Regions from separate parts of the Homo sapiens genome. Here region 1 is linked to region 2. Evidence: chromatin loops called from intact Hi-C (ENCODE). Cell type or tissue: Panc1. All regions are shown on one strand. Region 1 overlaps MLLT3 (MLLT3 super elongation complex subunit). Region 2 has its middle 140 kb from the start of SLC24A2.

Region 1 (2,500 bases), 690 kb before region 2:
CGTTCCAAAGTGTCTGCCGGATGTGATCTGCAGGGAGACTGTTCTTGCAAAGGTCGAAGCTAAGTTGAAGAGGAACGATGTGGAGGAAGCCTTTTGCTTTAGTCCCTCCCCACCTTGGTTCTTAGCCTTGGAGTCTAGTTTGCATAATCCTACTGGGCCTCTGTGGTCCCAAACATTTTCCATAATGGGCAGGACAGTTTTGGAAAAAAGAAACGGAGTGTCATTTTGAAAGAAATTTAAAGAGGGTTTGAGAAATACCGATTTCTTTTCCCTTCAACCTCTGGAAAACTAATGTCTGGTTGTTTTAGTTGGATTAGTGAAGGTAACAGTACAAATACAATAAGGTGCTTTGTTTGTGAGCAGGTTTATTTATCTAAGTCGACACAATGGTTAGTAGTTATCTTCCATTTGATCCGTAATCTTTATTGGCATCTAGAACTCCTGTCGTTTCTTAGAGTAATATCATAATAAATCCATTCTGCTTAGAGCTGTGTGGAAATTATTGAACATTCAGGGGGCTGAATAAAGAAAGGAGAAGCGTCGTGTGCCTTAGAGGTGGCAGAGGTTTGTATTGGTGCTTAGTTTTGTTTCCAGAGCTCATGTAATGGGAAGTAGGATTGTATTTTTTGCCTTTAGTGGTTTGGTTTATAACTCCTCCTGAAAACTTGAACGGTTGAATTTGATGGTCTTTGTTGGATGGTTAATAAATAAATCCAGTTTCTTATAGAGGGCTAGAAATATGCATGGCCTATAGGAAATAACATTTGAAATTTGTTAGCATTTTATGTTAAAATATAGTCAGAGATTATTATATTTCATATTTCCTCCAAACTGTGGTAAGGATGAGCGATGTCAAATTTCTATCGCTGATGAGGTTGATATGCTGCTTCTCGGATTCTCTCTCTCCCTTTCCATGTGTCTGTAGAGCAGAGGAGTTTAAACAAAAGAAACCACTTTCTAAGATCCTTGGTACACATTATTACTACTACTTGGCTGCAGTTCACTTCAAGGTGAAATAAGCTTTTAAAAAGCAACATTTATTAGGAAAATTAACTCAGTTGGCAGAAGATGTAGCTCTTAAGGTAACTTTGTTTAGGCACCTTGACAATCAACAAATTGGCATTATGAAATTAAAGATGATCAACCTCTATTTTACCATTGTTTTTCTGCTTCAGTGGATGTGTGCATTGATGTTATTTTTATTTCCTATACTTAATGATTTTCTGTCTGCCCTGAGGGAACATGAGGGTGCTGCTCACATAGGCCACACCTGGGAGTTGTTGCTAGGCGTGGTAAGCTGCTTGATAGCAGTGATGACTTCTCAGAGGTCTCTGGTGAGAGATGTCTGCTTGTTGGTTGGATTCCTCAATTTTTATACTCAACTGTGGAGGTTCTCTATGCAGTCTATAAGCCATTGTTTTAAAATGTTTATTTTTGGATTTTTATTTGTATGCGTGCTTCCCATGATGTGACAAGTCCTGGGAAAAGTGCCAGCTTACATCACCCAGGAGAGACCTTGTCATACTGTAATTACACATGATTCAGATTGCAAGAGAAGGTTTCTCTGTTCATTGGGAATAGTTGTAAGTTCAAGCAACACCAAACATGCCACTTAATCCTGGGACTTATTTTTTGGCTTATAAAGTCTTTCAAAATGATAAGAATAAATATAGAATAAGAATGCCAAGAATTTGTATGTCTACTTCCAGTACCTTTTAAAGTGTTATGTTAGCTATATTGTAGATCTATAAGTGATAGAGTAAAATTCTACCAATTGGAAATTGGAGAAACTGAAAATATGAATTTGTGAGAAATCTGAGTTATAAGATCTTTAAAAGAAATGCTCATATTCTATAATAAATAAGCTGTGTTGGCTATAGTGACAATCTAAATCACTTTCACTGTATACAGTAGCTGCTAAACAGAGATGAGCCTTAGGACTGAGGATGAACTGCTCAGCCACAAAGATGAAAGAGTCCTTAGTTTTGTAAATCTTTGGTTTGGAAAAGTGAATTGATTTTCAGGTTGATTTCCTTTACTTCACAGTAATATTAGAATTTGTAGGAGAAAAAATTATAGTATTTTTAACTTGTTGCTTAATGAGAATTATGTATACCATTTCAGAATTGAGCTAATTGGATTTGAATTAATGAGGTTTTACTCTGTCACAAAGATGGGTGGGAGACCTTCAATTTAAAACTAATGGCACAAAATCTTAGAAAAGAGATTTTGATGAAATGGTGAAGCCTGGAATGTCTATTAGCCATGACAAAACAGGTAGGTCAGAGTATGATGCATTTTTAAACTATTTACCTGCAAAAAAAGACAATATCTTATTTATTAGTACCAAAGATTTGTACTAGTCTGATATGACTGAAATGAATAGTCACATTCAAAACATTTCTTTTAAAATATTAATGTTTTTGTTTTTAGTATGATGTGAATTTGAGTGAACTTTTTTTCCAGTTACAGCCATCCTTACTATTGCAATTTGTTTCAC
Region 2 (2,500 bases):
AATGTTTCTATCATGGCACTGAGGTGTGTTTCCTTAGAACTAGGTTCTGCCTCATATGACTAAGATGTCAATTCTAGGCCCAAATTCATCATCATCATCACTCAGAGGTACTTTATATGGTCAAACATTGTGCTAAGCTCTTGACTTTCATTAGATCCGCAAGTGAAGTAGGTGCCATTTATTATCTCCATTTTTTGGAGGAGGAAACTAGGCTTAGCTGGAAACTCAGCAGAGCTGGGATGTAAACCTAGGCAGGCGAGCTTAAGCACTGGATAGAGTGCGAGAGAACTTTCTAGCCCAAGGCACAGGCAGCTTCTCTTCACAAGGTTCGTAGAAGGGGCTAGGCGACCACAGGTTGGGGACTTACGATGCCGGCTGGAGTGTGGAATTGCTGATGAAGGTAACATGCTAAGGTCCAGGCTTCCAGGACTCTCTGCCAGGTCCGGCTGGAAGCAGCAGAACTCTGTCCTCTTCTGCTGCTGTGGAAGCCCCGACTGGAAATGCAGCTCTGGAGTCTCCCTTTCTCTTCGTTAAATCTCATTAACACTTGTGGGAGTTACGCCCCTGCCTCAAGGAGAACACAGACCTCTAATTGCTGTGAAAAGAGGCCTGGGAAACCCCGTTCCTCTACCACCCCTGACTCTGGGTCTCCTCCTCCTCTGCTCACCGCTGGCGGGGGCTCTTCCAGACTCTGCAGCCCTGGCTTGGTCCCCCAGATTATTAAGTCATTTGTAAAAATCAAACTCATGTGCTCTCCAGAATGTCTTTAGGTCAGCTATCACAACAGCATGGTCCTCTGAATTTTTTTCCCGGGTGCATACAGCAAATGGCCAATCCAAGTGCAGTGTAGAGAGATGGCAGGTCTGCAGTCTGTTTGGTCTTCATCCTCTCTGGGGAATCTTCTTTTTCTCTCCCAGTACCACAGACTAATATTCTGATTCACATTCTGTGATGCTGCCGTTCCTTCTTTCTTTTGTTTTTCTTTTTTTTTTTTTATACCTGCATAAACAGCAATGTCCCAAGCTATGTAGACCAGAGCAGTAAGCCAGTGATGAGCCGTGAACACCTGGACACTGATTGGATGACATTTGCAAAGAACTGGGCGAAGCATCTGGGAGCGAATGCTTGCGCTTGGCAGCAGAGCGGCTGGCGCGGGAGAGCCAGGGTCATCCCAAGAACTCTGTGTGATCCCAGTCCAAGGACAGGAGACAGGGCTTTCCTTGAAGGGAGGTACTGAATGAAAGGTGAGTCACGTAACTACAGCGGAGCGAAAAGGAAACAGAGAATGGTGAAGTCAAACAAAGGGGCAGGAAGAAAAAGAGACAACAGCGTTCCTCCCACCCTGCAGGGAGAAAGGAGCCGCCGCCATAACCTCAACTCAGTCCTCTCCCGCCATCTAGTGGTCATGCTTAGTGACTGCAGCACAGACTACTAAGGGGAATCGTGACACAGGGAGGTGTCGGTGAGATCGCTACCTTATGGCCTGAAGAGTAGACATACTCAACACAAAGGGTAACTCGAGCCAAAACCATCACCAGGAAAACAGGCCCTTTTCTGTGGAAGGGCTTGTTTGTTTTGATTCGAAATACTGTGCAATTAAAGAACAGATGTGTGTCTTGCTCAATCTGCAGGTTAATGGAGGTTGGCTTGGAAATTCCCCAGCCCCTAGCAATTTCTTTAAAAAGGATTCACGTGTGTAGCACACGATTAAAATCTCTGTCAGGAAAAGCCAGTTTTTTATGAATAAAGACTATTTGTTACTTCTATTTTCTGACACAATCCAGAAGCCAAACATTCCTTACATTTTGAAGAGGATAGAGAAGGAACCCTGTCACATCAGATCCCTTGTCTAGACTCCACTCCCTAGTCAGGGAACCTCAGGTTTTTATCCTCCTCTAATAATTAGCTTTCCTGTGAAAAATACATGACGCAGGTTCTGGTCAATTTTTTTTTCTGCAGATTTTCTTTCCCCATTCTCAAATACGAAATATTTGAAGTTCCCAGTGACCAAATCTTGGTACAGGTGTTGGCTGATTGAATTATAAAATGTAGAGCTTTTTGGCAGCAAGAACTAATGTGTAAAGAATAAAACATATATACACAAGGAGTTACAGCTTCACAAATATATATGTCTACCACAAGTAATTGTGCTTACCTATGCCAAAATTTTCACATGTATTAGATTCTAAGAGATGACAAAAAGATCAAGTAAATACAGCCTGTCAACATTCCTTTTTGTCTGTGCCTATATATATGAGATGAACAAAATTTGTAGATCTAAGCAGCAGGGTGCTTTCTCCAGGTTCCTCTGCATTCTTTTCTGGGTCACTATAAATCTATATATCTTTGACTGGATATAGATAAAGGTGCAGCCTAGACCTGTCCTTATAGAGAACGTCTGATGTTTGTTTGTTCTACAGCACATCTGTGCAGGTCTGTGGGGTCACCAGTTATTCTGGGAGTGATAATGTAGGCTCCCTTATGTAAGGCAAGCTGTGTT

What was found. A loop is a pair of places that touch in the nucleus more often than their neighbours do. Peaks named below come from ENCODE experiments on the same cell type or tissue, not always from the same donor. Only the 100,000 strongest peaks of a DNase experiment are listed, where the experiment ranks them.
Region 1: a loop joins it to region 2, with 5 times the contacts of the local background. A loop is called at or near these places in 56 of 110 quality-filtered maps.

Annotation. Positions count from the first base shown.
Region 1 is chr9:20,617,478-20,619,977 of GRCh38, reverse strand. The region is part of intron 2 of MLLT3 (MLLT3 super elongation complex subunit); the gene reads left to right. Among named protein-coding and RNA genes, the nearest start is that of MLLT3, 3.8 kb to the left of the region's middle. In Panc1, no CTCF peak of the experiment used is centred here; a DNase peak (open chromatin) is centred at 1,517; H3K27me3 peaks cover 246 bases.
Region 2 is chr9:19,925,070-19,927,569 of GRCh38, reverse strand. It overlaps a transcript of SLC24A2 not described here. Among named protein-coding and RNA genes, the nearest start is that of SLC24A2, 140 kb to the right of the region's middle. RefSeq lists enhancers at 1,090-1,199, 1,125-1,419. In Panc1, CTCF peaks have their summits at 1,200 and 1,404 (motif pointing left); a DNase peak (open chromatin) is centred at 1,399; H3K4me3 peaks cover 304 bases.